Linked DNA regions of Mus musculus: regions 2, 3, 4 and 5 are each linked to region 1. A link is a loop called in an ENCODE intact Hi-C map of the cell type or tissue named here. Cell type or tissue: heart. All regions are shown on one strand. Links, peaks and the distances in the headings refer to the core of each region. The heading gives the core; the rest is flanking DNA. Region 1 overlaps Ttc28 (tetratricopeptide repeat domain 28). Region 2 overlaps Ttc28 (tetratricopeptide repeat domain 28). Region 3 overlaps Hscb (HscB iron-sulfur cluster co-chaperone). Region 4 overlaps Ttc28 (tetratricopeptide repeat domain 28). Region 5 holds the start of Noc4l (NOC4 like).

Region 1 (6,366 bases), core at 689-5,688:
ACTGCCCTGTTCCCCATTCCATAGAAGGGGTCCTGCAGGCCCTGGTCAGCTGCCATTCTTGCTGTGTGGGAGATGCTTTTTTTTCTGTGGTAAATCTATAAAGACTGGGATTCTGGGGAGAGCTGAAGGGCCCACTCCACAGAGGGCAGAGAGGACCAGCTGAATAAGCGCTACAAGCACACCAAGTGCCAACATCTGGGGTAAGGTCGGACCGTCCTGAGTGGCCTCTAAGATGAGCTGGAAATGACAAGGGTCAGGCTAGGAAGGACACAGGAGAGACAGCAACCCACCTGTTCAAGGCCCCACAGTCCAGACTCCATCACCCCAGACTGGTGTGAAGCCTGGTGTCCGGACCATGGTCATCACTACAAGGCTTTGTACAGTTTGTGCAGTTCTTGTATTTGGAATTCGGTCTTAATTAAGATTTAATTGCTGTGAAGAGACACCATGACCAAGACAACTCTTATAAAGGAAAACAGTTAACTGGACGGGCTTACAGTTTCAGAGATTCAGTCCATTATCATCATGGCGGGAAGCATGGCAGCATCTATCCTGGAGGAGGAACTGATCTTGATCCTACATCTTGATCTGCAGGCAGTATCAAGGGACTACCCTCTGCAGACAGCCAGGAGGAGGCTCTCATTCCACACCTGGTGGAACCTGAGCCTAGGAAACCTTAAAGCCCACACCCATAGTGACATGCTTCCTCCAACAAGGCCACGCCTCCTCCAAGACTGTCACACCTCCTAATGCTGCTCCCTGTGGGCCAAACATCTAAACAACATGGGGACTTTTCCTATTCAAATCACCAGATTCCTTTGTAAAACACTTTTATGTATTGGGGCTGGAGATGGGTCCTGAGTTCAATTCCCAGCAACCACATGGTGGCTCACAACCATCTGTAATGGGATCTGATGCCCTCTTCTGATGTATCTATAAACAGCTACAGTGTACTCATATAAATAAATAAATCTTTAAAAAAAGAAAACCACTTATATATTTATGGAGGGGGGGAAAGAGTGGGGAAAGAGCCATGCCTGATATGTGTGTGCATGCATGATGTGTGGATATGTTTGTGCATGATGTGCAGATGTGTGTGCGCTGCCTGACGTGTGGATGTGTGTGTGTGTATACATGCCTGACGTGTGGATGTGTGTGCGAGCCTGTGTATGGGGAGCATGTGCATGTCAAAGTGCATATGGAGGTCAGAGAACAACTGTGGAGTCAGTTTTCTCCTTCAGTCTTTACATGGGCTCTGGGTGTTGAATCCAGGTCATGGGGCTCGTGCAGCAAACACCTTTAACCTTTGGACCCTGGCCATGGCTCTTGAGACCACTTTTTGCCCCCCCCCCCAATTTTTTTTTCCTCTGTGACTTTGGGTACAGGGATATATAAGATAGGTGTATAAATCAAACACTTATTTATCATAAAGAAATTAATTTAAAATAGTTCCTTGGTATTGGGCCTCTTCTTTGCTGGATTAACTGGGTTGGAATCACCTAGGAAACACAGCTCAGTGGGTCACTGGGCTCTGGTGCCCAAAGGCCTGGACTCTGGCCAAGCTCAGCATAGACTTCTGAGGGCCTCTTGGATGTCACTACCTGTGTCTGGGTCACACACACTGCCCAGCATTGTGGGGCTGACAGAACCAGAAACTTCATGGCACATGGGGCTCCTATCTACCCAGGAGAACCACTCAGCCACTGGAAAACAAAATTCTGCTGGATTCACAGTGATCCCAGGATCCCTTTCTCCCAGTTCCTCAGTAGAACCTAGAAGGGGCTTCCCCTGAGTGTCTCTGGAAGACAGCGTTTGCTTGTCATAGGACTGACTCTGGGACCATAGGGGACACTGTGCTCTTGGATGCTGCCGGGCCTCAAGCCCATGGCACTGGCTTTTCCCTCCACTCTGGATGGGATTTTTAAGGGTTTGTGACAGCCCCATATCACATCATGCCACAGGGGGAAGGTGGGTGTGCATGTGTGAGCACGGAGAGCATCAGGCACCCCTCCCAGATAGGAGCTCTGGGCCTCACAGACGACCGTGAGCTCCAACTCTTGGCTGTCAGGAATCATGAGCAGTTACAGCAGCTGAGCTTGGCTGCTTGATGTCGAGGCCCTCCTAGAACACTGTCATTAAACCTCGTGGCAAAAGCCAGGTAGGAGAGCCTGCTCCACTGGGAGCAGTGTCAGAACAGCCAAGGGAAGGTAAGCTTCGAGACAGCCTTCTTGTGCTGCCCTCGCCCTCAGAGGTACAGGTGGTGACTCGGAATCACTCAGGATAGAAGCTCCAGGCTCACCAGGCAGCTGCCCCATCCCTTCAGCTTTCCGCAGCACGAGATCCCTCACTATACACTATGTATGGGTTCATCTTCATTGGATTCTATCCTACAAAGCACAGAAGGACCACCTCAACCGGAATGGCCTTCCAAGTCCATTCAAAGCCCTTGTTCACCAAGAGTCCAGGAGTCCAAGAGTACAGGAACAGATGTGCCGGAATGCCCCCAGGCGCTGTGTAGGAGGCTTATATGTGGGTGTGGTATGGAGGGGGTGTGGCACGAAGAAGAGGAAACCTTCTGAAGTCTCTTCAGAGCCTTCTGTCCCCCCCCACAATTGCACGGATGAAAGTCACAGTAAAGTGCTGAGTGACTTCTGAAACCCCTGTGTAAGGAGGAAGTCACAGTGACCACTGAGAAGGGAGTCCCACAGCTCAGGAGCATACTGGGCAGAGCCCTCAGAGCTGCTCTACACACGACACCCCATGCAGCACAGCAAATACGCACTAGATAGCTGCAACAGAATTGTGTGGTATGTAGCAGCTTTGTGCAGGATTCTGACTCTAGGCAAGCAGCCCACCTTTAAAATTTATGCACAAAAGGATTCCACTGAGAGCCACCAGACCCAGTCTACTTGGTTTGAAAATGAGACCACTTAACAGTGGTGCCCCAATTTTGGGCAACCCCTGGGAGAGGGGCATTTGTGTAGAAGACAGTCTCTAAAGAAGCGGTGGCAATCTCTAGAGTTATTGGCTATTCTCTCAGTCTTCCTTGGAATAGTCAGTTGAATACCCACACTGGTTAGGGGAGTCTGGGGAAAAGGTGGCCGGTACTCCTCCTTGGGAGTGGTTAGGATAAGCGTCCACACCCTTGCATTCAGGATAGAGACCCTCTGTCTCCAATGAGCTTTGGGTAGAGGCAGGTTCCTGTCTATACTGCTTTCCTGCCTGAAGGCTGAGTGTCTGCCTGGGGCACTGGGGGGTTCTTCCCCTCTCTCCCTCTAATTGGATTTTCTGAAAAGACCTGCTCCCCTCCCCACCCCCCAGACACCAGAGAGGCCTCCGCACAGAAGCGCCCTTCTTGTCTTTTTCTGCCACATTAACCCAGTAGGGGGTTTAACAGCCCGGCGATTTTGAGAAGCTGTCGTCAAGTCATGAAAGCCCCCAAATGCAACTTAAATGGTTATTAGCTGGTGGGAAACATCCCCTGCTTTCTAATACTGCCATTTAAATAACAATAATAAAGAAAATAATAACAGTAAGTGTAAATGCCCTGCCTTCTTAGCTATGATTGTACCTACCACCCACAGTCCACCGGGCCCTGTAGATTTAGGATTTACTTAGGGCCTGGGGTAAGGGCATGGCTTTTGGTTCTGTGGAGCAGCCTACTTCTCCAGCCAGCCAGCAGATGTCGCCCAAGTCATCTCTCAGCTGCACTGGGAGCTTCCATGGATAAATTCCTTTAAATCACACACACACACACACACACACACACACACACACACACACACACACACACACACAGAGCCAACAACAAGCCACTGCACAGACAAAAGAGCCAAAGGGTTCCTTGCTCTATTAAGAGCCACAAAACATACATATTTGCCAAATGGAAAGGTGCAGAATTAATTGGAAAAGAGGTGGGATTGATATTCCATGTCTCCCTTGGGGGTTTTATAATTAATAAATATTTGTGAAGCAGGCTTTGGTAAGTATTGAGGCAACGTAGATGCGCTAACAAAAGCTAGCTTTTTCAGGCATTACGACCCCTGCAGGGGACCAAAAAAAGGAAATGAAGACTGGGGCAGTGCCACCAGCCAGTGCCACGGCTGCTGTGGACTGGGCCTTTCTCTTAAATGACTGCCTTCCTCACAGTGACCAGGAAGGCAGACCTTACTGCTGCATCCAGGGAATGAAGGAGCCTGGGTTAGACCAGCATCATTTCCACCCCTTTCAATGGCCACACTGTGTTCTCTGAAAGCCAACAATTGTACAATTGTATGACAAATGTATATTTGCCTTATGCCTCTGACTCCCTAGAGGAAGTCACACAAACATGACCACTGTCTTCGGGATAAGTAATGAAGTGCAAGCTGTGTGGGTGATGAGAGAAAATGATGGTTTGGCTCCAGCATCTAAAAGAACACCCAGAGCAGTTTTTACCTCCTTGTGTCTATCTGATACTTTGTTAAAGTCCGCAGATGTGGCCACTACTGAATGCAGCCTGCAGCAGTGGCGGCTGCCCTGGGGCTTTATCCGTCTTTCTGGTGAGAAGCAGAATTGCAATGTCTTCACGGATACAACAGGTTTCTATGGTTACACCAGACATAAATATATTATATGTCCTGTGTCACGTGGAAGGAGCAGCCAGGCGCTGTGTGCAGAAGACCCCCAGGGGGACAGCACTCATGTGAATGGCTCTCTGCAGCCAGCTAAATATTTGTTTCTGGCTTTGCAGCAGGAGAGGCAAAGGAGCTGCTCAAGAGGCTGCCTACAGCACTCACAGATGCATCGGCCTGACAGCCATGCTGCAAGCCAGCTTCTGCTCTGTGGGGCTTGGAAAGCAGACACTGGTGAGAGCCAAGGGGCAGAGGCCATGCGTGTCGTGCCTACTGGGAACAGGGTGGCCTGGCTTCTCTTGGTGGTCCTATCTGCACGAGTCCCTCTGGATCCAAATTATTCTACCAGGGCTCTGCAGGTTTTTGTTATTGTTGTTTTGTTTGTTTGTTTCCATGCTTAAAGCAGCACAATTGGGTAGTGGCTTGTTGAGAAACCAAATAAGAAAAGTAGTTTCCATTCAGGGTGGGACAGGGGACTTTGCATTGAGAGAAACAAATCCCTATGATTCCACGGGTGGGGGTGGGGCACAGAATGTTGGAAAATTAATGCAAAGAGCAAGGGCAGTGGCAGCTTGAGTTCTGTAGGTATTTTTGTTGTGCGAATTGCAAAGCAATGCTCCAAGAACAACTGCTGCCGCCTGTGTAGCCCATCCTCTCCAGCTTACTGCTGGGTCGCAAATCGCTGACACCCCCCCCAACTCTGTGGGTGCAGGACAGTGGTCGGTTTTGGGGCAGGTGAGATCCTTCCCTCTTTTCTGCTTTTCTCCCCAACCCACACGATGGGTTCTGTATGACTCCAGCTAACATCCAACCCCTGATCCTCCTGCCTCAGCTCCTGAAGCTCTGTGTCATCTTTTCCCATGTAATGATTAGAGAGTAGAAAGTACAGGGCGACAATGCCTAGGAAAGGAAGCAGCAATGTGCTCTGCAGACGTGTCTGCTTTGAGGAGCTGCGCACATGTTCACAGAGCAGAGGGTCTAGCCTGCGGCAGGACACACTGGTTTTCTGGCCCGGATGAGTTAAGGAATTCCTCCCTTAGATGCAAACAAAAACACTCTGATGTGCAGTGGTCAGAGGTTGGCTTGAGCTCATCTCTGAGACCGGATGGACTAAAGATCTGCGCTGGTATACACTGGGATGAGGCCTCGCAGTGAGCCTGGGCCGACTTGAAGACCTGCACAGATCAGGCTGAGGCTGGGCCAAAGATTCCTCCTGGGTCTGAGGCGGTCTCCGCTGGCTGATATGTATGCCACACACGGTGCAGAACCAGCGTTTCTGGGCCAGTGGAGAGCGCCAAGCATGGCATTTGGATTTGATTTTTAAAGTCAGCATTTGAGGCACAGCCCAGAAGAAAGAGCAGAGGAGAGAGGATCGGTTCAAGGGTAAGGCGGGGTTTGACAGAGGCAGAGTGGGGGTGGCTTCCAAGCCATGTGCTAACCCTGACATGCAGCCGGCTTCCCGCCAGCACTGCCACCCCGTCACTAGTTACGCTGCTCTGTACCACTGGGTTGTTCTGGGCTCTCTCTAGACAACCCATGTCTCTTCTCATGGATAACAGTTCTCTGGGTGCCTTTTCCATAGAGGAGTGAGGCTCCCTTAATAATCCCATTCAGTCTCTTACTGACCGGCCAACATTTTGGGGTTTAATTGCATAAAATCTCAGATCCCTTCCAGGTCTTAAATGGAATCGTGGTGTTAAAAAAAGAAAAATAGCTGAAAGAGAGCCCACAATACAGAGAGCTTCCCTATCTT
Region 2 (6,366 bases), core at 589-5,588, 49 kb after region 1:
TTTTTACTGTGAAGTAATGAATTTCATAGGGAGCTGCGGAGGCAGCATGGGGACCTTTTGGGTTTCCTGGGACAGATACCTATGAGGACACTGGTGTGCCACTCAGCGTCTTGTCACCAGTGAGTGACGGCTCCAGCCGCCCTGAGTCCTCACCAGCACTTGGTGTTGCCTGTCTTGTCCGAGCCTGGTTTTTGGTGCCCTGCACCAACAGATACCTCACGCGCTTATTAATAAAGTAGTCCCACTGCACCTTGTGGGAGAGCTGGACTTAGGCTCTCCTCAGTTGGTGACTCCTGGCATAGACGCAGGTGGAAAAAGGCTCTCCCTCCCAGGGGGTGTGGAGGGGACTAGGAGTCTGACCACGCTCCAGAGAGTATACAGACAACACAAGATAGACTAGTTTTCTCCTTTTAGGGGGAGGGGTAGGAGGGCTGAGGGGCAGACGTGGGAAGATTAAGGGGTGACCCTGATCGGGGTGCATGATGTGACATTCCCAAATAATCTATTAAAAAATAAATAAGTAAAAAAAATTAGTCCACATTGTTTGCTTTTCTACTGTTGACTCTGTCTTCATCCCTGGTCTCGCAACCACCCTTGCCCGTGGTATATAACTCTTTCAGCATGCTTTTAAAGCCCATTCCCTAATGTTCTGTTAAGAATTTTATATCTAGCCAGCAGGATCGCTCAGTAGGTAAAGGAGGCTGCCACCCAAGACGCCAGTCTGGAGTCTGATCCCTGGATCCATGTAGCGGTAAGAGGGACAGACTCCATAGAACTGTCATCCCCCTGTGTGTAGCACAGGCTGAGACAGACTCCACAGAGCTGTCTTCCCCCCTGTGTGTAGCACAGGCTAGACCGTGGCACACCCCCACAGCCATCATGTGTATCTACATGGCTTTGTAGAAGAGGTTGGGAGTTTCTCCTTTAGGTTTCTAGGAGAGTGAAACACTTGTGCTGACTCCTTAAGTGTTTCGTACATTTATCCTTCAAAACCGGCAAGAGATCTCAGTGAGAGATTTCTTTTGGGGGGAAGTTTAACTATAAACTTGGCTTTCTAACCAGGTTGAACAGTCCTTAGGTTACTGCTTTTCAAATAATTGCTCCACATTATTTCAGCTGACAAATATCTGTGTGCATCCTGTGGACAGGAGGTGTGTACCACCCTCTCCACTTCCTGTGTACAGGCAGTGTGCGGCACGGTCCCCACTTCTCTCTAAATGCCTGCAGGTCAACACTGATGCCCTTCACTTCATTCCCAGTATTTGTGACTCATGTTTCACTGCGGATTTGTGAACTGTATCGACCTTTTCAAAGAGCAGCTTTTATTTTTATTGATCACTGTTTTTTGTCCTTCTGTTTCCCTATTTGCTCGTGGGCTTTGGGTCACTGGTTTTTGCTTTTACTTTATAATGTCCTTTCTCCTGGCCCGTTTGCTCTCCTAGTTTCTGCGGGGGAAGCAGATGATGGACTTGAGGCTGTTCCTCTCCTGGTACCAGGATCTCCCTGCCATTGCCGCTCCAGCCGAGCCCCACACATTCTGATAACTTATTGCTTGCACTCAGTTCTGCACATTATCCCTCTCCCTCCCAATGTTCGGACAGACCGATGGATGATGTGGGTACACTCCTTAGTTTCTCAGTGTTTGCATGTTTTTCCAGCTCTCTGGTTTGGTTCCATCGAGTTTGGACAACATCCTCTGTGTGACCTCAAATCTTTCTAATCAGATTTTCTTTAATTTCTCATATGGCCCAGGATGTTAGCCACCTTGATAAATGTCTGTGTCTGCCTATATCCTGATGGAATGTTGTGGAGATGCCATGTGTTCCTGTTGGTCCAGGTGCAGGTGGGAAAGTCTTTCAGTTTGCCTGTATTTCTGCTCTTACTGTATTCTCCGTCCTTCTTGGTGCTCCAAAAACTCCTGCTTTCGTTCCCTTTCTGTATAAAGTGCTATCTTGCTATTGTCTTGGTGTCTTAGTTAAGGTTTTACTGCTATGAACAGACACCATGACCAAGGCAACTCTTCTAAGGACAACATTTAATTGGGTCTGGCTTACAGGTTCAAAGCTTCAGTCTATTATCATCAAGGTGGAAGACTGACTTCCAGGTAGCTAGGATGAGGTCTTATAGCCCACATCCACAGAGACACACCTACTCCAACATGGCCACACCTCCAAATAGTGCCACTCCTTGGGCCAAGCATATACAAACCATCACACTAGGAATGAGTCTGCTGTTGACAAATTCTGTTGATTTTCCTCTAACTGAGAATGTCTTGATTTCCATTTTGGTGGGATACAGGATTCCAGGCTGACATAGGCAGATTCTTTCAGCCCTCAGGGATCATTCTCTTTCCAGTCTCTTCTGAGAACTGCACTGCTGTTCTCTTGCCCCTCTTATGGTTTCTCCCTAGGGTCTAGCTCCGGTTCCCCAAGCTTGACTACCGTGCATCTCTGTGTAGCTCTGCAGGGAATGAGGTGCTGAGAACAAAGCAGTGCCCTAAAGACTCCCTGTCCATCACTCCTTTCCTGGTTCCTCCACTAGATCTAGCTTTTCTTAGATTGTATCTTTCTGGGAAAGGGGATCAGCTACTTCTGGGTGTGGGTGTGAACCAGCTCCAGCTCTATGTGGCAGTCACATGTCTACCATTACACTCTTTCACAAGATAATGGAGCAAGTGTCTTAGGCTGGCAAGATGGCTCGGTGGGCAGAGTGCTTGCTGCCAAGCCTGAAGGCCTGAGTTCCAGCCCCAGGATCCACATAGCAGAGGGAGAGAAGCAATACAAGTTGTTCTCTCACCACACACGTGTGCCTATGCACACACATGTGAGCCCACGTGGTAACTCAGGTCTTAACTGCCGAGCCATCGCTCTTTCCCTGGAAATGCATTTTAAAACCGCAGCTCTCCTTCTGAGGAGTTTAGCTCATTCCCTGGAATAGATCGCAGCAGCAAGTGTCTCACACACACAAATCGTTATGATCTCAAGATACCATCAGAATTGTTAGAGCTTGCTTTTATGAGTGTTTAATACTGTAGATGGGTGGGCTGCTCGACTCTAGGGAAGAGACCCCCAAGCCCTTCAAATGTTCCAGTGGATTCCTCACTGCCACCAATTAAACAGCAACGCCAAACGAAGGTTTGCAAGTTGGTGTTCCAGGGGAGCTAAGGGGCTAAGAAGCAAGTGCGTACGAGAAGGGCCTGATTGTCCCGTGTGCATCCCCAGTATAGAGTCTCCATCAAGATGCCTGTCCCGCCAAAGCTGGTGCCTCCTTGACAAGAGGTGAGGGCAACCTGAGACGCCGAGCTGCTGGTTGGACTTGGCCAGTGACACCTTGGCTTTAATAGTTTGGGAAAATCCTGCTCATCACCGAGACCAAACAAGCTGACTGCAGATTCCACCCTCCACCCCAGGCAGAATGTGAGGAGGCCATGTGTGTCAGCTGCCACTGCATCCTGAGCTCTCCGCCACTAGGCGGCATTGCCTCTCCAAACAGCACATAACTCCATGTGCATTAGAGATCTGATGGGGCTTGTGTTCCATTAGGAGGAAATCAATATTGTTAAACTGAACTCAAAGGTATGAGCAAAGAATAAAGGATTGTTCAAATAAATGGAGATAACAATGACCATCGGTTCCCAAGCACAGACACAGAAGCAAGCATGAAGCATGAGACTCCACGTCCTTCCGTCCACTCCTTCCTTTCCCCGAGTTTGGGAAGGGATGGGAGATCTAAAGGGATTAAAGACGGTGAGAATCAAGATGCTGCCCTGCCTTCTGTGAACTACCCCTTGTCCTAAGGGATGCACAGACCCCAAGGGCTGATGCTGGGTACAGGGATGAGCTAAACTAGCTGGAAATAAACCTCAAGCAACTCACATGGTAGACTGGGGGAGGGGGGCGGTGTGCAAGGCGGGAATATGGAAGGAAATGCAAACAGCCTAGATTGGAGCATGAGGTAACAGAAAACAAAGCCTGCTTCTGAGGAACATTTACAGCTCAGGGGGACCTGGGAGGACAGACAGACAAGCCTGTGGGACAAAGACAGATGCCCCACCACAGTCTGTTTTTGAGTGAGCAGTGTGGGTGGGGTTGGCTGTCAGAATCAGGGGCACTGAATGAAAGCTTACTTGAGTGAGATGGTGCCCTCTGCAGGAAGGAGGAGAGGAAGCCTGCTTGCCTGGAGCCCCTCCCCACCCGGCTGAGAGACAGCTCTGTAGTTCAAATTCCTGACTCTGAGCTGAGGTCCCAGTCTCCCATCTCTGCAGTCCTGTAAGCTCTAAATTGCTTGAGCCTCCCATATCCCCAGAAAGGTCCCTTTCTCCTCCCAACCTTTTGGCTTTCTGGCCCTGAGCTTCCTTCCCATCTTCCTCTGATCTGTGGTTTCACGCACAGAGGCTAGGACCATGAAACCAACTACATTCAACCAGGTGGTCTGTGTAGAAAGACCCACCTACAACATGCCAGCAATGTCTTGGCAACCGTTCAGGAAGGTGGCTAAGGAAAAGCTCTTGTTCCTGGGGAGATCTGAGTGTGGCTCCAGCTATTTGGGACGCCCTAAACAGCATGCAACCATGTAACCTCCCTACCCATCAGGTGCAGAGTAGCTGTGGGGTCAAGATAAAGTTGAGAGCCACAAGGTCCCATCAGCACAAGGTGGACTCTGATGGGAAACCTTAAAGCAGGTACAGCCTGGGGGTGGCTGGGAATGATATACCTGTGATCTGAAATGGCCCTAGAGATGAAAGGGCTGCACATGGCTCTGTCTAAAGAGGCTTTAATGTTGCTGTGAACTGATACTGTTCACACCGACCCACCGATCTCAGCCTCTGGAACATCTGCTTCCAGACTGTCGATCCTTCAGAGGGCGTAGGTCAACCCAAGTGCCACACAGCATCCCAGTAAGAGCTCCATCTATTAGCACTGCCTTTCTGGGGTCCCTGAATCATTTCACAGGCTATACACACACAGCACGGTCATGCTACCCATGACCCAGACGCTCTAGAAATGGCTGCAATCTTCTCAATAAAGGCAGGTTAATTAAATACATAACTAAGTAGGCATGGCTTTATAGCTCTTTTACTTATTCATATAAACAAACCTATAGATCAGAAATATGCATTTCTTCAGGTCAGATTCCTAAGACTTGATTTTTTTTTTACACTTGGAGAAACAGTTACTGGAATTATTTTTCAATTATGGGTTTATTAGCTTGGCCCAAAAATCTAAGACTGGAATTAATATTTTAAATGCAGAAGAGGAGGGGGAAGAGGAGGAGGTGTCCTATCACTAAATAACATGAAACATTGTTGCTATTAAGTCTCAGGACTGTGGTTCTACAGGTCAGCAAGGAGTAAAGAGCAATGTTGGCATTCGAACCCAAGACTGTAGTGGGTCTGACGCTGCTTGCATCCTGTAGCTAAAAACGGGTTCCTCAGTGTGAGGTTGCCTCCTACGAGCAGATGCCATGTGAACCTTCTCCCCATTTCAACTGGTCAATAAAAGGCCAGCGCCTGTGATTGGGCAGAGCCTCGAGGGAGTAAGACAGGACTGGAGGTTCCAGAGGAGGTTCCAGGTTGGGGAAGGGAAGAGGGCAGACACTGAAGAGGAAGCTGCCACGGACCAGACTCCCACTGCAGGGAGAAACAAAATAACAAGGGACTGAATGACTGGGTAATAAATTAGAATAGCCTTCAATCTACCCAATCTAGACATTTGGCTTATAAATAAAATATCTGGATTGTGTGTCTTTCATAGGGACATAGTAAACCAATAATTCTAACAACCCAAGACCAGCTTTCTGGACCTCACTCATCTCTGTATGAGAGGGTGTCCTCGACCATGCCCCTGCACTAGCCCTATCACGGCTATCATGTGTTGCTCTGTTCAGCCTTGTCATCTTTCAGATCTTGTATTTGTTGAAAAACACCAGGAAGAATGTTGCTTTCTCCACCTTTTCTCTTTATGTATCTCAGATACAGTTGATACAAAGCCAATCAGTGAAGGGGCAGGCAGTGGTGTTTGTGTCTCAGCCCCAAGGCGTCCACTTTGTAATCCTTTCCATGATCCCTGTGCTGGTGCAGCCATGAGTGAACAGGTCACTGGGCGATTTGTCGGTGGTTCTGTTCAGAGAAAAAGCAGCTGTCTGCTAGAACAGGGCTCTGGAGCTGTGCTCCTCCTCAGAGTCTACAGCTGTTGTTTCCTGTCAGCCCCAGCCTCAGGGGGAGTCTAGGAATCTGGTCAGATGATTTTGCCTCATTTTTGCCATAGGAAGGACAATTCAATACCAAGACGAACCTCCCAGTGCCTCAGACATTCAGTTCTGTGGCCACTAAGCCCCTGTGACTCACCAACAAAGCCACATCAACAC
Region 3 (6,366 bases), core at 926-5,925, 420 kb after region 1:
AGCATTGCACCGCAGTGCTGGAACTGCGGTCACGCAAGGGAAGTCGGGTGTGGGGATGAGTTCTTCTGCTCACACTGCCGCGCTCTGCAGCCTCCTGACCCCACTCGTGACTACTTCAGCCTCATGAACTGGTACGGGCGGCGCGTCGTGACGGGAAAGCAGCTCGGGCTTCGTAACCCGAGCGATCTAGGCTTGGGGCCGCGTCTGCGGGGCTGTAATTTCCAGCCAGCTTGGGGGGGTCTGAGGCTGAGGACCACAGTTCAAAGCCATCTTAGGCAATTTGCCGAGACTGATTCAAAACAACTACAAAGATGGATAAGTGTAGGCCATAGGTATAAGTAGTACCTAGTGAGATTTTAGGAGTTTTCCTGAGACGGAGAGGAAATAAAGTTACAGACTGGAGAGAAGATAAGGGTGGAGGCGGGGGTCAAACAGGAGTGAAGTTGCAGATGCCTGTCTGTGATCTAAGCACTTGTAAAGTGGAAAACACAGGTTCAGGAATTCAAGACTAGCAGTAGCTACAAGGACCTTGTTTTTAAACATCAACAAACAGAAACGGACAAGTTTACGGTATAGGGAGGTTTGAGGGCTGAGACTTCTGGAAAATCCATTGGCCAAACTTACAGGAACTGGGAGAGGTTTTTGTTTGTTTGTTTGTTTGTTTTTTAATTTAGCCTCACCTTGAAGTCTCGCCTGGCCTGCCTGGAATTCCACCAACCCCCTCTGCCTCACCAATGCCAGGATTAAAAGCATGCTAGACAACCGTAGGAGATGATACCCCACTTGGAGGCCAACCACACAAATAGGGAACATCTCATCGCAAATAAATTATTTATTTAACGGAGAAAATAAATACAAAACAAGCCAGGTGTGTTGGTGTTATGCCTGTGAGTCCAGCACTCAGAGGGTACAGCTGAGCCTGTACGTTTGATGAGACTCTGGGCTACATGAGACTAGGTCTCAAAAACCGAAAGCAATTAAGAACAAAACAAACCTAGTGTAGTAGCCTATGTCTAAAATCCCAGTGTTCAGTAGGCTGAAGGAAAAGGGTCAAAAGTGGGAACCCAACATAGGCTAAGCAGTGAGACCCTGTCTCAAGAAAACAAAAATTTAATTCAGGCTGAGAATTTGAGGGAGAGACACCAAGAAGTGTTCTCTGTACTTTGTCCCCCCCCCCCTGCCTTTTCTCTTTTTTTAAGACTTATTGATTGTATGTAAGTACACTGTAGCTGTCTTCAGACACACCCGAAGAGGGCATCAGATCTCATTACGGATAGCTGTGAGTCACCATGTGGTTGCTGGGAATTGAACTCAGGACCTCTGGAAGAGCAGTCTGTGCTCTTAACCACTGAGCCATCTCTCCAGCCCCTCCACTCTGCCTTTTTCCTCCCCTGTCTCAGAGATTGGAGAGGTACCGAAGTGTGCGCAGAGTTGAACTAAAGATTAAAATGGGAGGGCCCGCTGTGGCTGTACTCAACTATGATCCCAACCTCCAGACAAAAGCAAAAAGATACAGAGTCCAGTTTGCATCCTACAGTCAGGGCTGCACAGTAGCAGACTGCACAGACTCAGTTGGAATCACTCCCTGGAAAGAAAGGAGTGCTGAATCCTTACTTCATAGTGGTGATAAAACACATCCTTGTATTAGCCAAGGTTTGGGTTCAAATCCCAGGACTATGCTTTAAAAGAATAAAAAAAAAAAAAAAAAAAAAAGCTGAGCAGTGGTGACGCACACCTTTAATCCCAGCACATGGGAGGCAGGGGCAGGCGGATTTCTGAATTCAAGGCCAGCCTGGTCTACAGAGTGAGTTCCAGGACAGCCAGGGCTACACAGAGAAACCCTTTCTCTAAAAAAACAAAAATAAATAAAGAATACCTGCTTCTAGTTATCAAAGGCTCTGTATAGTAGTCTCTATCTGTAATTCCAACTACTCAGGAAGCTAAAGGAGGAGGAGCAAAATTTTCAGCCCTGGGCAATTGAGTAACACCCAGGATTTCTTTTTTAAGTTGCTAAACTTGGCTATATAGCAAGTTTGGAGTCTATAAGGTATTTCTAGCTCTATTTCTCTCTCTCTCTCTCTCTCTCTCTCTCTCTCTCTCCCCCCTCCCCCTTCCCCTCCCCCTCCCCCTCCCCCTCTCCCTCTCCCACACCCAAATTTTGTAATGCCAAGGCTCTAGACCCAATGACATACCTGTTAGCCCACCTATAAAGAAGGCTAAAGTGTTGTCTTGAGGGTGATGTTGGTGGCCCACGCCTTGGGAGGCAGAGGCAGATGGATTTCTGAGTTCAAGGCCAGCCTGGTCTACAAAGTGAGTTCCAGGACAGCCAGGACTATACAGAGAAACCCTGTCTCAAAAACAAACAAACAAAAAAAAACAAAAAACAGAACAAGAAACTCTGTCTCAAAAAGTAAAACATTTGAAATGTAAATAAAGAAAATAACCAATAAGAAAATAAAAAAGTGGGGCAGGAGAGATGGCTCAGCGGTTAAGAGCACTGACTGCTCTTCCGAAGGTCCTGAGTTCAAATCCCAGCAACCACATGATGGCTCACAAACCATCCTTAATGACATCTGACACCCTCTTCTGGGGTGTCTGAAGACAGCTACAGTGTACTAACATATAATAAATAAATAAATCTTTTAGAAAATAAAAAAGTAAAAAGGGGCTGGAGAGATGGCTCAGTGGTTAAGAGCACTGGCTGCTCTTCCAGAGGTCCTGAGTTCAACTCCCAGCAACCGCATGGTGGCTCACAACCACCCGTGATGGGATCTGATGCCTTCTTCTGGTATGTCTGAAGAGATCAAGAGTGTACTCACATAGATTAAATAAATTAATCCATCTTTTTTTATAAAAAATAAAAAGAGGCCTGGCAGTAGGGAGTGGCTTGACACTAAAGTTCTTGCCCAACCTATAGAGACCCTCAGTCACCAAGAGTTTACCATGCATTACACTAACCTCCCTTAATGCGTCAAGCTATCGACCTTCCAGCCAGGTCAGTGTCGTCTCTCCGCTCATGTCCCTTTCTGATCTTCGCTCCTTTGGGTCTCCTCTCTGATGTCATACCTATACCACCTCTTCCGAACCTGTTCTGTTTCCCTTCATTGCAGCTACCAGGTCTTAAAAATAACCTTTGTTTACGCGTTTATTGCATCCTCCCCGAGAGCAGAACCAGACTGTAGTAAATGGCTGGAACTATGAATGATATCTGGTTTTCTTCCAGCAACCGCTCCTTCAGGGTGGACGTTACGAAACTTCAGCACAGGTACCAGCAACTGCAGCGGCTTGTCCACCCAGATTTCTTCAGCCAAAAGTCTCAGGTATTTACTGACCCTCCCCCCAATAGTCCCCATGTATGGGCACAACTGGGTGGGTAGCTCTGTTGCTCTGGGAAAGAGTTGGGCTGCTAGCTCCACCCTGTGGCAGCCTGCCCCTAGACAGCCAGGCCCCAGAGCTGTCATTTCCTCCCAGCTTTTATCTGGCTTCCCAGATAACGGAACACACGCCAGCTTGACCAGCTCTTGTAATGATAAAACTGTTTTTACTTCTGTGAACAGACTGAAAAACACTTCTCTGACAAGCACTCCACCCTGGTGAATGATGCCTATAAGACTCTTCAGGCTCCCCTGACCAGAGGACTATATCTTGTAAGGTGATTTCCCAACCCATCTGTCTGGGACTCCTCTGTATGAGACCTAGCCTGGTCCAGGAAGCAAATGATGGGAAAAGGAAAGGAAAGAAAGAAAAAAAATTTTAAATTTTTATGCAAGAATAATCAGTGTTCTTTGTAAATCCATCTTGTTTGTTTGTATTTTCCTTTGAAAGAAAACATCACTGGTTGTAGCCCAGGCTGGCTCCAGGTTATTAATTCTCTTGCTTCACCACACCCACATCCAGCTCGTTCCTAATTTTTCTTTTCCTTCAGTACTGGGTATTGAACCTAGTGCCTTGTGCTAAGGAAGCACTCTGAACTGAGCTATGGCCCCTGCTTGATGATTACTGGATTTTCTTTCATTTGCTTGCTTCCATTTGTTTGCTTGTTCGCTTTGATGGTACTAGGTTTTGAATCCACTCAACTATATCCCCAGCTGCCTTGTTACTTTTTGAACCAGTCTCACTCAGCTGCCCAGGCTGGAATTGACATGTGATCTTCCTGCCTCAGCCTCCTGAGTAACTTGGGATGCAGCCCCACACCAAGCCAGACCTGGATCCTTTTGCATATCCTAATGTCACCCCTGATTGTAGTGCTTTAACTATTGCTTTAACTATTTTCAATGAATTTGATAAGAGTACTTGGGCTGGGCATAGTGGCGCCTGCCTTTAATCCCAGCACTTGGGAGGCAGAGGCAGGCAGATTTCTGAGTTCGAGGCCAGCCACGGCTATACAGAGAAACCCTGTCTCGGAAAAAAAAAAAAAAAAAAAAAAAAAAAAAAGGAAAGAAAAGAAAAAGAAAAACTAAAAAAAAGGAAAAAAGAAAAAAAGAGTACTTGGGAGTCTTTTTGTAAGGACATCTAGGCGATTTTAGAACTGGAGGGAAAGTTTATAAAGACTCACTTAACATCTGAGATGTGTGAGGTACCAACCATCGCTTTGATGGTACATTCAGCAGAGTGAGGTCCTATACCAGCACTCACTGTTACTAGGACAGCTCAAGTTTCTGAAGGGACACAGTGCTTATTTAGCATGTACTAGGCTCTGGGCTCCATTTCACCTGACACTCAAGGCTTCCCCCAGGAGTGCCGTGTACTCTGAAGGAGTGAGCAGTATTTACTTAACACTGAATGTTTCCTAACCAAACTCCTTTTCTTTGTGCTCCTCCCCAATAGCTAAAGCTCCAGGGAATAGAAATTCCTGAAGGGACAGATTACAAAGCAGACAGTCAGTTCCTTGTGGAAATCATGGAAATCAATGAAAGACTCGCAGACGCCCAAAGTGAGGCCGCCATGGAAGAGATAGAAGCCACTGTCAGAGGTAAAGGGAAAAATGATAATAAATATGCTTAATTTCCCCAAGGAGGACACGGCCACATTAGAGGGGAAATGAGAAGGAAAACACTTGCTGGGGGGGTAAAGAGATGGCTCAGCGGTTAAGAACTCTTCCAGAGGTCCTGAGTTCAATTCCCAGCAACTACAGGGTAACTCAGAACCATCTGTAATGGGATCCGATGCTCTCTTCTGGTGTGTCTGAACAGAGTAACAGTGTACTCATAAACATAAAATAAATAAGTCTTTAAAAAAAAAAAAGGAAGGAAGGAAGAAAATCACTTCTTGGCCTTAATTGTCATGCAAGAACTGACTTTGGAAGATAGCTTTAAGCAAGAGTGTAATCAACCAGGACAGCCAAGGCTATACAGAGAAACCCTGTCTCGGAAAAAACAAAATAAAAAAAAATAATGTAATCATACTCCAAGTATTGCAACAGTTGCTTCTATCTAGCATGCTATTTACATGCTGTCGTTATTTCTGGGGATGAAAATGACCCCGCTAGTTGGTAGAAGTTAGTAAAAATGCCCCAGGATCACACAGATCTGCAGCAGAGCAATCGCCTAAACCCTGACCTTCTGACCCAGCCTGTTCAGTTTCCATTTCATTCCATGGTGTATCAGTCAAGGGTCACTAGAAAGCCTGCAGGGGATATAGGTCTAGTTAGTTATTTCACAGAACTGGCCCAAAGGTGGAGACTGACACACAGAGCTGCTACAGGGCAAGGCCTGGGGTCATAAGGTGTTTGTGTACATGTGTGCGTGGTGCACAACCAGGAGAACTTGAGTTCAATCCCCACAATTCCACATGCTGTCTCTGACTTCCACACAGCTGCTGGGGCACACACAACACACAAACACCCACACACACCCAACCAAGTACTCTCTCACTCTAAGTAATTAATGTCATTTTAAAAATAAAATAAAAGTTGGGTGTTGCCTGAGGAGTAACACACAAATGACTTCTGACCTACACAATACTTGCATACACACACACACACACACACACACACACACACACACACACACACACATTGTAGAACAGAACAGTGGGCCAAAAGCTTAGGTTGGATTGGTTTGTTTGTTTTTTTGGGGTTTTTTGGGTTTTTTTGGTTTTTTTGACAGGGTTTCTCTGTGTAGCCCTGGCTGTCCTGGAACTTGCTCTGTAGACCAGGCTAGCTTGAAACTCAGGCATCCACCCGTCTCTGTCTCCTGGTTGTTGAAATTAAAGGTATGTACCATCTCCACCCACTTAGGTTGGATTTTTATATCACAGTCTTAAATATTTTTCTTCTGTTAGGAATCTAAATCTAGCCGGGTGTGGTGGTGCACACCTTTAATACCAACACTTGGGAGGCAGAGGCAGGCAGATTTCTGAGTTCGA
Region 4 (6,366 bases), core at 476-5,475, 140 kb after region 1:
TCCATTAAGATGACCTTCTCTAAATGCCTTTCAGATATCAATGAAGCTGCCCCCATCCCAGGAGAGACCACATCACTAAGATATGCTGAGCACTGTTTAGGTATCATGGTCGGTAGTCAGTATGAAAGGAACCAGCACAACAGAACCAGGAGAAATGGAAAGAAAACGGAAACAGATCCATGAACTTGGCGGTGGGATGTGAAGTAAGTGATATGAAAATGTTCAACTAAAACCTCATTAAGATGGGGCAAGAGAGCCGGCTTGGTGGCTGAGAGGGCCTGGGTTTGATTTCCAAGCACCCAGATGGTGGATAATTGGCATCTGCGGCTCCAGTTTCAGTGTCTGATGCCCTCCTCTGCCTTTTGCAGGTACTATGCAAGCATGTGGTGCACAGACATGAAGACGAACACTCAACAGATAAAATAAAAGTTAATATAATAAAATAAGACAATAAGAAATAAAATGTACTTTAAGACAATTTCAGGACTCGAGAGATAGACGGCTCATCAGCCAAGAGTGCGCACTGTCCTTCTAGAGGACTTGAACTGGGTTTGGAGCAGCCATGCCAAGAATTTCACAACCCTTTTTAATCCAGCTGCAGGGATGCTGCATCTCTGGCCTCCAAATTACCTGTACCCATGTGTACATATCCAGAGACACACACACATGTTCACACATATACACATAATTAAAAATAAATAATAGGTGCTAGAGAGATGGCTAAGTGGTTCAGAGCACAGTCTACTCTTTGAGAAGACTCTGGTTTGATGTTCAATGGCACATGTGGATGTGTGTGCAAGCCAAACACCCATACAAGAGCTGGACAAGAGAGAGAAGTGTGTGATCTAGGAGGGGGAGGAAACAGAAATAAGGTTAGAAACAGTCTCAATTCTGAGAGACTGAGAGGACAAAAACCATGGGATAGAAAAGCGTTTAAGAGATGATGCCTGAGAATGTTGCAATGGGGTAAAAGCTTCAAGACAGAATTCAAGCCTCAGTGAATCTCAAGGTGGCAGTGACAAAGCAGGCCACACTCTGGCCACCCTGTGAGAAGAGCTGATAAGGCCACTGCAAAAGCAAAAAAAACAAAAAAAAAAAAAAAACAAAACAAAAAAAAAAACCAAAAAACAAAAAACCATAAACACTGCAAAGAATCCACAAATCAGAGGGATGCTCAAGCAACAGAAAATCTAAGCTGCCGGAGCCCCGAGGGATCTAATGGGGTGGAGTAGCATTGAGAACGAGGGGAGGTACAAGAGGAACCAAAAACCAAGGAAACTTTGCCTGGCCCTGGCTCCTCAGGACAGCCCTCGTCCTTCCTGTGGCCTGGACTCCTGAACAGCTGGAAACAATGGAGTGAGCAGAACTTAGAAAGGCATGCTTAGTTTGCGAAATTCACAGAAAATCCATTTGGGGAATTATTCATCCACTCTCCATAACACATCGGATTTCAGCAGAAGTTCACTTAAACACATGGGTCCTAACAGAACCCGATTTGAAACACAGATATGCTTTGTGACGATACACACACAACTCTTCCTCCTCCTGCTCAGTAGCTGTGTGTCCTCCAGTCACTTCCTCTTTGCAACTGAGACATGAAGGACTGTGTCAGCCGGAGAAGCAGTAGCTTCCGTTCCTAGTTCATCTACAGAACATTATCTAGATCTAACTTAAGACATTTCTATGGAGAACCGATTTTAGTGATAGACAAATATAAGACAGAAGGATCTATGAGGGAGTTTTTATTTATTAAGAGTGCCCACAAGACTGAAACAGAAGCATAGGAGGCTGTGGTGCGTGAACAACCCCGGTCACTTGACAGACCGGAGAAAGGCTGTGTGGGGGATGGGCCCACCGTGGTTAATGGACTCAGGCTGCTCTGAAGAGGACTGACTCCTGATGCTTAGAGTACAGTAGGGTAGCTATGGCTCCCAGCAGTCAATGATACCAATACTGAGAAGCGATGGTGAAGCGTCTGACTGGCGTGTGCACGGCCTCAGCCCCCAGCACAGGAAGAGAAGGCCTATAAATGCAACACTCCCGATAAATGTGTTTGATTTCTACGCCAGTCAAAATGTTTGTATGATATTTAAAACAGAGTAGCTTCAAACTCACCATAAAGGCGAAGATACCCGAGCACCTGTGTCTGCCTTCTGAGTGCCAGGATGCTGGTGTGAGTGCCCGGATGCCCGTGTGCACCGCCCCAGAGAGCGAGCTCAGGACTTTTTGCACCCAACAAGACTCTGCAAACTAAGTTATGTTCCCAGTCATAATTAAGAAAATAAACAAATAAATAAACAAACTTTTTTATTAGGGGGAGAGAGAAAGAACCCTGAATTCTATTTAGAGGGCTCTTAAAGTCCATTTCGGCAGAGTACACATTTACTAATCCACAGGACGGGAGACACAGCTCTGCGGGGACACCGAGCTCAGTTCTGTAACCCCTGTTTCTAAAGCAGCTTTCCAGACAACCATGGTCTGCTCTGCGAGCTCTGGAGGCCTTCTAGCTGTGTGTGCATTGCACTTTCAACAAGGACAGAATGACTTTACGTCATGATTTGCTCCAAACAATAAAACCGGTGTGCAGTTTGTGCTACAGCCTGCTAAAGCCATCTTACTGATGTGCTCTTCCTGTTTTCTCACAGGATCTCAAGGCACCGAAGGAACCAGAAACCTCGCCCAGGTGTAGGAGGGCGGAATGTTTTTTGACTCCAGCAATGCGGCCATCCTACTGTGCCGAGCCTCGACCATTCCTGACAGACATGCACATTTATGCTCAATGCTCCTCTTACAAGAAACGTACTTTCCTCTCATGTGTGAAGGGAGGCACTGCAGCTCTCCTGCTGGAAATGGTATTCTGTAGTGAAGAAATTGTTGTTTATATGTCTAGAGGGGTGTGTGTGTGTGTGTGTGTGTGTGTGTGTGTGTGTGTGTGTAGTGCTATCAGTTACTGAACTTGGGAGGTAGAGGCTGGTAATCTCTGTGTGTTTGATGGCAATTTGAGCCACATAGCAAGTTAGAGGACAGCAAGAGCCACAAAGTGAGACTCTGTCTCAATAAATAAGTAAGGGACTACTTTAAGAGATTTAGAAATACCAGAGTTTCTTTTGAGGCCAAGTCTGATGTAGCCCAGGCTAGACTTGAACTTGCCAGGTAGCTGAGGATGACCTTAAACTCTTAGTGACCTTGAATTTATGCTCAGCCAATGGCCTTATTCTATAGCATTCACTGTGGGAAGCCACCCTAGGAGAAGGCCACTGTCTGAGCAAGCGAGAATTCCATCAGCTAAGACATGGTGGCTACAAGAGGACGGGGAGAAATATGATAGGAGGCATGGTGATGGTGAGGATGGTGGTAGTGATGGTTATGGTGATGGTGAGGATGGTGGTAGTGATGGTGGTGGTGATGATGCAGAGTTTTATAGGGGGAAGTGGACTGTCTGCAGGCGGCCTGCTTTGCAAGCACACTGCTTTGCAGCAGCCTCATGCAAACTTGCTGCACATGCTCTTTCCTTTGATGTCATCACTGTTTTATCAGCGGGCTGAAGAGAAGTTTTGATAACTGGCCTCGGGCCTAAGAGGTCTGACTCAGCTGATTTATAATGTAAAGACCTCACCCTCGGCACTGGGTCCAACGGCCTCTCCTTCAAGTCCTGCTGTCTCAGGTGACCTGAGTTACTGTGTAACTGTCCTGATCATTTCTCAAAGGTCTGTGAGACACAGAGAGAAGGTTGCCAAGCCTTCCCCTGTGAACTCAATACTCCCCGTGAGGACAGAGCTCTAGGCTCAAACGGAATGTTTTTTACATTTTAATCTACTCCCTCAACTACTAGAAGTAAAATAAAGACCCCCAAACACATTCTTTCTGTCTTACACACATGTATGCACACACAACACACATACCACAGACCTTTTAATGGATTTCACACTACCACTAGTACAGATTATATAATACACACTGTGTGGAAACAGCACTGGAGACAGTGCAGTGGTGGAGGGGGGTCCCTGGGAGACATCTAAGTAACTTCCTGCGGCTGACGCAGACCCAGAAGCTCCGTTTTCTCCTGGCCTGGCAAACCCACAGGTGCCGGGAGCCTCTGGCAGTCATAATTCACCTCGCTTTCATAATCATGAAGAGTCGTATTTCACTTTACAAGATCCTTTGTGAGTAGCGTGCTGAGCCTGTAAAAGGAACCCTCACTGATGTGAGTTTTAGAATTTAGTCTCTTAACAGCAGAGATAACTGCAAAAAGGAAGGGGAGTGAATCAGATATAGTTGTGTTTTCTAGTTTCTAAAACTTGCTCTAGTTTCTAAAACTTGCTTGGAAGTTGCGAGTTGAGGAAGCTTTAAGGCTCCTGCCACTGCCTAGATTCTCCAGCCTACGAGCCTCCATCACCAGCTTTGGCCTGGAACAGGAGGGTAGAGCCTCCAAGGATGAGAGCAATGGTCGCCTCCTAATCTGCACAGCAAAGGCACAACATGTGGTGTGTGCTGACCCAATGGATACGACAGTTAGTATATGTGAGCTGCAGCTCTTTCCTTCTGGGTACCAGGTGGGGGGTCCAGAGCTACCATGTGGGTTCTTTTCAAATACTTTGACAGCTGAGTGTCATCTCTCTAGCCCCTGGATACATGTATAGAAGACATAAATGGTTTAAGGCATATGAAAACACATCAAGCATCAGCAACCATAAAGGCATATGAAACAGAATGACTATGGTTGTCACCACAGACATGCTAGGAATATGGCCCCATAATTTGGGTGGTAGTGGTGCACACCTTTAATCCCAGCCCTCGGGAGGCAGAGGCAAGTGGATCTCTGAGTTGGAGGCCAGCCTGGTCTACAGAACAAGTTTCAGGACAACCATGGTCACACAGAGAAACCCTGTCTCAAAAATAAAAACAAGACAAAAGAATGGCCTCCATAGGCCATTGAATGTTTAGGGAGTGGCACTGTTGGGGGAGTGGCTTTGTTGGAGGGGGTGTGGCCTTGTCAGAGAAAGTTTGTCACTAGGACTGGGCTTTGGAGGTTTCAAAGGCTCAAGCCAGTCTCAGTCAGTCTCAGTCTCTCTCTCTCTCTCTCTCTCTCTCTCTCTCTCTCTCTCTCTCTCTCTCTCTTCTTGCTACCTGTGAATCTAGATGTAGAACTCTCAGCTACTTCTCCAGCACAGTCTACCTGTCTACCACCATGCTTCCCACCATGATGACAACGAACTAAACCTCTGACACTGTAAGCCAGCCCCAACTAAATGCTTTCTTTTAAACAACTGCCCTGGTTACGGTGTCTCTTCATAACAATAGAACTATGACTAAGACAACAGATGGTACCAAGGAGCAGGGTAATGCTGAGACAGTCTTGCCTGTTTGGAGAATGTGGACATGGGCACTTTAGATTAGGAAAGCAGTTGAACACAATAAGTGGGGCTTAGAGGGCCATCTGAGCAGTGACATGGAAGTCAGTGCCCAGCGCAATTTGAGATGTGGGGCCCAACTCACGAAATTTCAGAGAAGAATATTAGTAAGTGGCCGAGAGACTATTCTCCTGACATTTTGATGAAGAATGTGGTTGCTTTTTTGCCCTTGTCTGAAAAACATGCCTGAGGCTAAGTGATAGAGTTTTTGGATTAACAGCGTAGGTAGAGGAGATTTCAGAGCAGCCGAGCATTGATTCTGTTGCTTGGTGATTAGTGGACCCTCTCATGCAGATCTGTGATGAAAAGGAGCAGTCTGAGCAAGGGAAAGTGAAAAGTGTACCGTCTGGAGAGAAAAGGAGCATCAGGAAGTGTGATGGAGCTGAGTCCAGCGCTCAAGGAGATAAAACTCCTAAAGGAAGTCCTGACGCCGCCCGTATGGAATAAAGAGAGCAGTGACCTCAGGGCAGGACCCCACCCAGCTGAGCTTACAGCTGTGGAAAAATAAAATAAAAGGGAGCTTAAACAGTGAAGGAAACCAGCAAACCCAGAAAGCTGATGCAAATGAATTTGCAAGGAGGCCAAGTCCCAGCCCCAGCAAGCGGAAGACCTTGGTGGCTTAGGTCACTTGGTTCTGGTTTTAGAGTGAGGGATACAAAAAAGGGGTTGAGGAATCTCCCTCCATGGCTAAGGAAAGCTGCTGAGGCCGGGCATGCTCCAGGGGTGTCCTTGCACAGAGACTGGGAGAAACCATTGCTTGAAGCTGTGAAACGGAACCCTAATACTACCCTGGAGACCCAGGTCAGAGCCATGGGGTGCCTGCCCAGGATGTGATGCTCAGAGGGAGTGGAACCAGACACAGAGAAAGAAGCATGCTGCAGTCAAGAAAGCTGAAAAGAGTTAGAGAGCTTTTTTTTTTTTTTTTTAAAGAGTCACCGTGGTCATGGTGTCCCTT
Region 5 (6,366 bases), core at 726-5,725, 600 kb after region 1:
GGCTCTGCCCATGACGTCTGCTAAGAACTAAACAATCTTACCTGCACTTTCAAGAGAAGTGTGAATGCCTGTCCAGTTTTCCCGGCTCGAGCTGTTCTCCCGACCCTGAAACCGAGCACGAGTGTTTTTGGACAGTGGCTCCTGGCCCAGAGACCTGACAGGACAGTGCCTCTCTTGGCCATACTGTACATGACCATCATGCAGGGTGATCCTACATAGGATGACCAAGAATCCGTAATGTGGCCTATCAATGGCCACTGCCAAGTACCCCTTACCTGTGCACATAGGTCCTCAGATATTGTGGGGCATCGTAGTTGATCACCAGCTCCACACCCTGCACATCAATGCCTCGAGCAGTAGCATCTGTGCTGATAAGGCTGATGAAACACAGGCAGTAGGGCTGAGGGCCAGGAACAAACATCCACCCCTGTGCCTACTCCGCCAGGGTTAGTTCCAAGTCCCTCTTGGAAATCAGCTGCTCGGAAACTAGGGGGTCCCAACGACAACCCAACTCTATAGAGTAGGTCCTATCTTGTTTCCCTGGTACTCACAGCTGGATCTTTCCTTGTTCAAACTGCTTCAAGATTTTCTTCCTTTGGCCAGGCCCATAGCGGGAGGAGAATTCAGCCACACTCACACCCCCAAAAGCTTGTGCTAATAGGTACAGCCTGGGCAGAGAAGAAATAGAAGCCAGGTGTTACGAGAGTCTAGTGTACATTGGCTCCACCCACCTTAGTTCACCTTACCTGTGGGAGTTTTCTCGGGAGTTGGTGAAGCAAAGAGCCCTTGAGCAGCTCATCCTGAGGACCAGGTGTAAGACAATGAGTGGCTTCGAGCTGAGTCTACACGGCACATAGTGATGCTGTGGGAGATGGACAGCAGGCGCTAGCCAGGAGCCCTGGACCTAGGCACCAGCCTGCCCCCACACCCTAGCCTGCTCCACAGGTCCTCCTTGCTCACCGTGAGCCCCACGGGGAAGGTGTACTTCCCCGAGTTTTCATCCACCTCAGCTGTGTCTTTAGGACTTTGTTGTCCCAGCCTTGTGGAGAAAAGCCGTGGCTGGTAGAGGCCAAGGCGCTGCAGCTTCTCGGGGTCCTGGGTCAGTGTGGCTGAGAACAGTAGCTTCTGCAGAGGCATCTGGGGGACACAGGTGCTGGAAAAGGAAGGGCATGTAAGGGTGACAGATTTCCTTGTGCCACCCCGATCCCTGTTATAGACAGGGCCAGCCAGGGAGCTGAGAAAGAGAGCAGCACCTGGAGGAGCCGGCCCTCATGCAAGGCAGGGTACCTGGCAGCAGTCAGAGCCTGGGGCTGTGTCCTCTGGAGCAGGGCACAGGAACCCGTGGGGCCCTCACTGTAGAAGGCTGCCGCCACCACTCGTGGCAGCCAGGACTGGTGCATGCTGTCTATCATCCGGTCAGCCTCATCAATGATCTATAGCAGACAAGAGCCAGGGCTGGATGAAGACTCCCTGTCGAGATCACCCCAGCTAGAGGCTCAATGTCCAGACGGTGGCCTACCAGGAAGCGGAGCTGCTGGAGGCTGAATCCTGGAGTCTGGTCAATGTGGTCCACCAAGCGGCCAGGTGTGGCCACCACAATGTCGGCCAGGCAACGGAAACCATCTGCTCTGCAAACCACAGAGACTCAGAGGAAGGAAGCGCCTCCCGGGGCCATCTAACGCCAAGCTCGCATGTAAAGCACGGACACCACCCCAACCAAAGGACACCAGCTGGGCTGAGGAATGACCTCTTCAAGAGGCCACCGCCTGGCACACCTACGTCTTCTGGACAAGACTCTCCTGCTCCTTAGCCAGCGACTTCTGTCCAGTCACCAAGGCAACCCTCAGAGGCGTGGTGTCTGTGTAGATGTTGAATACTTTGCTCACCTGCAAAAGGAGTCCGTCACTGGCCTAAGGCAGACTAAGCAAAGACCCTTGAGTGTGACTCAGGAGGTCAAGAGGTAAGTAGCATGTATATGCAGGGCGACTAGAGATGGGGATACAGACTTCTGGACGCAGAGCTGTAATACCTGTTGGGCCAGCTCCTTAGTGGGAAGTACAACCAGTGCACGGATGTGGCAGACCACTCGATGCAACAGGGCCTGCAGAGACAGAGACCATCTGTGCCACTGGGACCCTCCCTGTTGTGCTACAGCGGGGAATCTGCCCTCATACTCACCTGTACCACGGGGATGACAAAGGCCAGTGTTTTCCCACTGCCCGTTGGGGCAGAGACGCAGAGGTCACTAGGTTGGTAGCCACCTCTGCCTATGAGAAACCCATGGTCAGCACTTTCGAGGAGGGCGGGAATCACAGCTGCCTGGACTGGAAGGAGAGAAGGAAAGGAGTGTGTCAAGTATAGGCCGTGTTATACCATTTCACCCAGGAATTCTCCCGGACAAAGATGCCACCAGGGCTGGAAAATTGTCAAGGACCTGAACCCAAGAATATGGAAGCTCGCTGATCTGATGTGTAGTGGGGACCCCTAAACCACAACCCTGACACTACAGCTCTAACAGCCCAGGGAAAGCTGCCTCGGGGAGTTCACCCCATCATTTGTCCAAGGCTTAGGCACCTGGAAAGTAGGAAGTGATGCCATTAGCTCTCAACTGCTTCTGCAGGTCAGGGTGAACCTCAGGGATGTCCTCAATGGGAGTGAGATCTTCGGTGACACTCTTTTTGACACAGCTTGGCTTAGCCAACCATGCTGGCAGGAAAGGCTGAACCTGAAAGCAAGAAGCAGCGCAAACGTCCCCCAGAAGGCTCCAGGCTTGTGGAGTCATTAGAAACCAGGAACTACAACATTAAGAGACCCTAACCAGTCTTTCTTCAACCCTTCACCACCTCCCACTCTGGCAACCTTTGGACAAGACACCCGGACCAGCAGACACCCTATCCTAGTGCACTAAACACAATCTGGATACTTTGCCTATAAGCCTACCAACCCAGCAAACTGTCTTCATGCACCAAGAAATGTTGCTTTCAACAGGGACAGCAAGGCACGCCACGGGGCTTATCCCAAAAGTTCTTATCCGTCTGGATTTCAGTTTCAAGAGTGTCCCATGCATACCTCCCACTTTCAGTAGTTAAGGTCACGTAACAAAACGAAATCCCCCCCACCCCCCGGCTAAGAACTGAAGAGTCCCGGGAGGACAAAAAGAACCGCGCACAGGCTCACTCACCTTCGGCGTCTTTCTTCTTGCAAAGTCCCCCAGCACCCGGCCTGGAGCCGGGGGTCTCTGGACATCCTCCTGAGGGTTCGCACCCGGGTCCTCTGCGCCGGCACTGAGCTCCTCCGGAGCCTCCTCACCTCTCCCTGAGCGACACAGCACAACGTAGGGGGATGTCAACCCAGCAGCACAGAGAGCCTCCATGCCCCGTCCACACTGCGCACTCACGGCCCACCTGCGTCCACGTCCTTGTCCGCTTTCCGCCGCTTCGCCCTAGGAGCCTCCGAGTTCGGAGTCGCCGAGCCGCTCACCCGACGCCGCCGTCGGGGCCGCCGTCGCCGCTTGCCTGCTGCTGCCGCTTCCCCTTCCCCGGCCGTTCCTGTGGTCTCGAGCTCCGGCTCCCGCTGCTGTCGCTCACGGGCTCTGTTCTGCAGCCGCTCGAGCAGCACTCGAGCCCGGCTGCCCGCCTCTGCGTCCGTATCCCCCTGCCCCGCGGCCTCTGGGCCCGCGTACCGCGCTATGTGGAACAGCGCCATAGCTGCCCCACGCCGCGGTTCCTCTCCGGCGCTCTTTGATGACGTACGCCGCCCCGCGACCTAGAGGCTCGGGTGACGTCACGGGCGCGACTCCGCTCGGCGCACACTTCGGTTTCCAGGAACCGGGAGCAGCATCGGCGGCGGCGGCATGGAGCGGCACCCAGCTTCGGCGAGCTCCAGGCAAGAGCTCGGCCGCCTCCTGGAGGCAGTGCTGACGAGTCGTGGCCAAGCGAACGCGGTGTTCGACATCTTGGCTGTGCTTCAGGTGAGCCGCAGGGGCGGACCTGGGGGCGGCCAGGTCAGTGGGAGTCGCGACGGGGCCGAGCGTCACCTTGTCGGGGCCTCCCCGTGTTCAGTCCGAGGAGCCCGAGGAAATCGAGGAAGGAGTGCGCACGTGCAGCCGACTCTTCGGTACCTTGCTGGAGCGGGAAGAGCTGTTCGTGGGCTCGCTGCCGAGCGAAGACACGGCCCTGGCAGGTGGGTGACCTGGAGGGCGTGGGGTACTCTCCGCTAGGCAGTTCCGGTGGGACGCCTTGTCAACTTAGGATGCACCCCCGAGCCAGGGCCTTGTCATAGACCATGCGATCTGGGAGGACGACGCAGTCACTCATTGTAGCTCAGGAAGCGAGTTGAGATCCGTATACTTGCCAGGACTGCGTGAATCCGTATACGTAGCCGTTTTCACTCACTCACACACACACACACACTCTCTCTCTCTCTCTCTCTCTCTCTCTCACACACACACACACACACACACACACACACACACACACACACACACACACACACCCATGTTTTATTTGCGCCATTTCCGAGTTTGATACTGTCTCTGTCCTAGTGGGGAGACCCAGGTTCTGAGGCAAAGCGAGAGGAACTACATTTCAATACCCCCTTCCCAGTTTGCAGGGCTCAGAAATCGTCTTTCCCAAGCCCCGGTCTGGCATCTTAAATAGTTTACAGCTGTGAAGATGAGAAACAGCCGGAAGATTGGGGCTGAGTTTGGGACCTTGGTCAGGCTTGGCACACATAAATATGAGTGTGAGTTAGCTCTCCTAACTCTGTCCCCAGGGTCCCAGGGAGCCACATACAAATACAAGGTGTGGATAAGACATCGATACCACAGCTGCTGTAACCGCCTAGAGGAACTCCTGGCCCATCCCACCTTCCAGGTCAAGGTGAGTCTTGAAGCCCTTAGCCCAGCTTTTCCTCTCATCTCTAAAGTACTTCACAGCACAGGGGTAGAGGCCTTTGATGCGAGCATCTCTTCCTTCACTTGTCTGAGAGACTTCTACCTAGACATCTTTATTGCTGTTCTTTTCCACTGTGTGCTGTGAATCATCCGGACCTAAAGACATGGAGTCTGTAACCCTAGTTCCAGGCAGCAGATCTGCTTTGTACATTGTCACATTTGTTGAGGCACCTCCAAAACTGGGGGGGACAAGGGAATAGTTAGGTGGCCTCCCCTGCAGGCCCACCCTGTGTACATGCCTCAAGCCAAGTTCTGTTAAGAGTTCTATCCCAGGTCACCATCGGCACACACATGTAACATGGAGCGAGATAAGCTGGGGTCTGGCCTCCTTTCTCTCCTGGTTTTTGGCCCGGTCCTAAGCTTGGTTGTGAGAGCTCCTCCCTGAGGCTAGAGGAGCTTTGGGGGCCTCCTGAAGGGTGGAGGCCTCACGCTCACTCTTCTCTGCATCCCAGGAACTGGCCCTCAAGACACTCATGAAGTTTGTGCAGCTGGAAGGAGCAAAACCACTGGAGAAGCCTCAGTGGGAAAGCCACTACCTCTTCCCCCGCACACTCTTCAGGGTGAGGCCTTGGTGGGACCTGGAGGACCGTGGTGGCCACCGCCTAAGGCCATCCCATGAGCCAGCAGACTGAACAGATAGCTGGGGGGATTATTCCTGTCTTGTCAGTTGAAGAGGAAATGGCAGACAACTTGGTGGTATGGGGCTTGCGCCATTCTCCTTGACCATGCTAGGACCACTCTGTGAGACAAGGTCATTCACCCTATCTCTGTCCCCAGGCAGTGGTAGGAGGCCTGCTCACACCAGAGGACGACCACAGCCTGCTTATCTCCCATTTCTGTGAGTACTTGGAATATGATGACATCCGGTACCACACAATGCAGGTGGCCACTAGCATCATGGCCCGGGCCACCAGCCAGCAACCTGAGGTAAACAACTGGGTCTCATCACCACCCTGTGTCCTAGCTCCTCAGGGAGGCAGGCAGGTGGCAGCAGCCTGGCCAGCTGCTTAGGCGAGGCTTCCTACAGGTGTCCCTCACCCTCTGGAACAATGCCTTCACATTGCTGTCTGCTGTGAGCCTACCCCTCCAAGAGTGTGAACTCACCAACTTCTATGTGAAGCATGCACGTGAGTTCTGGGCACGTTAAGGCCCACAGGAGCCTGCCCCCTCGTAGATAGGCTGCTGAACAGAGTCCCAGTCTATCAGTCTGGCTAGCCGCTGTCTTATAAGTTGATGACCTATCTTTGCTGTAATTACAGAGACATCAGACAAGTGGAAGGTCGTTCACTTGAAGGTGAGATGCTTTTAGACTTGAGGATTTCCTTGACATAGTCTTCTCCTCTCTGGGTAGATACAGACAATGCATGTACTCCACTGTCTCAAGAGGTGCCCCTTTGGACCTTTCTTAGCAT

The links. Hi-C counts contacts between places; a loop is a spot of excess contacts. Peaks named below come from ENCODE experiments on the same cell type or tissue, not always from the same donor. Only the 100,000 strongest peaks of a DNase experiment are listed, where the experiment ranks them.
Region 2: a loop joins it to region 1, with 5 times the contacts of the local background. A loop is called at or near these places in 17 of 42 quality-filtered maps.
Region 3: it touches region 1 in a loop (7-fold over the local background); 17 of 42 quality-filtered maps call a loop at or near these places.
Region 4: a loop joins it to region 1, with 2.5 times the contacts of the local background. A loop is called at or near these places in 5 of 42 quality-filtered maps.
Region 5: a loop joins it to region 1, with 2.2 times the contacts of the local background. A loop is called at or near these places in 3 of 42 quality-filtered maps.

What each region holds. Positions count from the first base shown.
Region 1 is chr5:111,254,636-111,261,001 of GRCm38, reverse strand. All of the region lies in intron 12 of Ttc28 (tetratricopeptide repeat domain 28), which reads right to left. Among named protein-coding and RNA genes, the nearest start is that of Gm35628, 23 kb to the right of the region's middle. In heart, for the core only: a CTCF peak has its summit at 3,640 (motif pointing right); a DNase peak (open chromatin) is centred at 3,665; H3K27me3 peaks cover 2,041 bases.
Region 2 is chr5:111,205,870-111,212,235 of GRCm38, reverse strand. All of the region lies in intron 6 of Ttc28 (tetratricopeptide repeat domain 28), which reads right to left. Among named protein-coding and RNA genes, the nearest start is that of Gm35628, 26 kb to the left of the region's middle. In heart, for the core only: CTCF peaks have their summits at 3,464 (motif pointing right) and 4,155 (motif pointing left); DNase peaks (open chromatin) are centred at 3,442 and 4,115; H3K4me3 peaks cover 547 bases; H3K27ac peaks cover 235 bases; H3K27me3 peaks cover 1,182 bases.
Region 3 is chr5:110,833,261-110,839,626 of GRCm38, reverse strand. Hscb (HscB iron-sulfur cluster co-chaperone) reads left to right here. Exons shown (of 6, transcript NM_153571.2): 1 at 1-131; 2 at 3,224-3,320; 3 at 3,558-3,647; 4 at 4,828-4,972. Among named protein-coding and RNA genes, the nearest start is that of Hscb, 3.3 kb to the left of the region's middle. RefSeq lists an enhancer at 1,017-1,046. In heart, for the core only: a CTCF peak has its summit at 3,424 (motif pointing left); a DNase peak (open chromatin) is centred at 3,406; H3K4me3 peaks cover 633 bases; H3K27ac peaks cover 1,495 bases; H3K27me3 peaks cover 322 bases.
Region 4 is chr5:111,111,095-111,117,460 of GRCm38, reverse strand. All of the region lies in intron 5 of Ttc28 (tetratricopeptide repeat domain 28), which reads right to left. Among named protein-coding and RNA genes, the nearest start is that of Mir701, 110 kb to the right of the region's middle. In heart, for the core only: no CTCF peak of the experiment used is centred there; DNase peaks (open chromatin) are centred at 1,260 and 2,640; H3K27ac peaks cover 539 bases; H3K27me3 peaks cover 1,100 bases.
Region 5 is chr5:110,650,827-110,657,192 of GRCm38, reverse strand. It overlaps Noc4l (NOC4 like), which reads left to right and starts at 3,811. Exons shown (of 15, transcript NM_153570.2): 1 at 3,811-3,970; 2 at 4,062-4,182; 3 at 4,774-4,880; 4 at 5,407-5,514; 5 at 5,732-5,881; 6 at 5,982-6,081; 7 at 6,214-6,248. The coding sequence starts at 3,854. It overlaps Ddx51 (DEAD box helicase 51), which reads right to left and starts at 3,742. Exons shown (of 15, transcript NM_027156.3): 1 at 3,405-3,742; 2 at 3,182-3,315; 3 at 2,575-2,725; 4 at 2,179-2,324; 5 at 2,030-2,101; 6 at 1,780-1,886; 7 at 1,520-1,628; 8 at 1,288-1,433; 9 at 961-1,153; 10 at 747-862; 11 at 552-668; 12 at 276-377; 13 at 42-105. The coding sequence starts at 3,705. In heart, for the core only: a CTCF peak has its summit at 3,741; DNase peaks (open chromatin) are centred at 3,752 and 4,112; H3K4me3 peaks cover 2,401 bases; H3K27ac peaks cover 1,444 bases.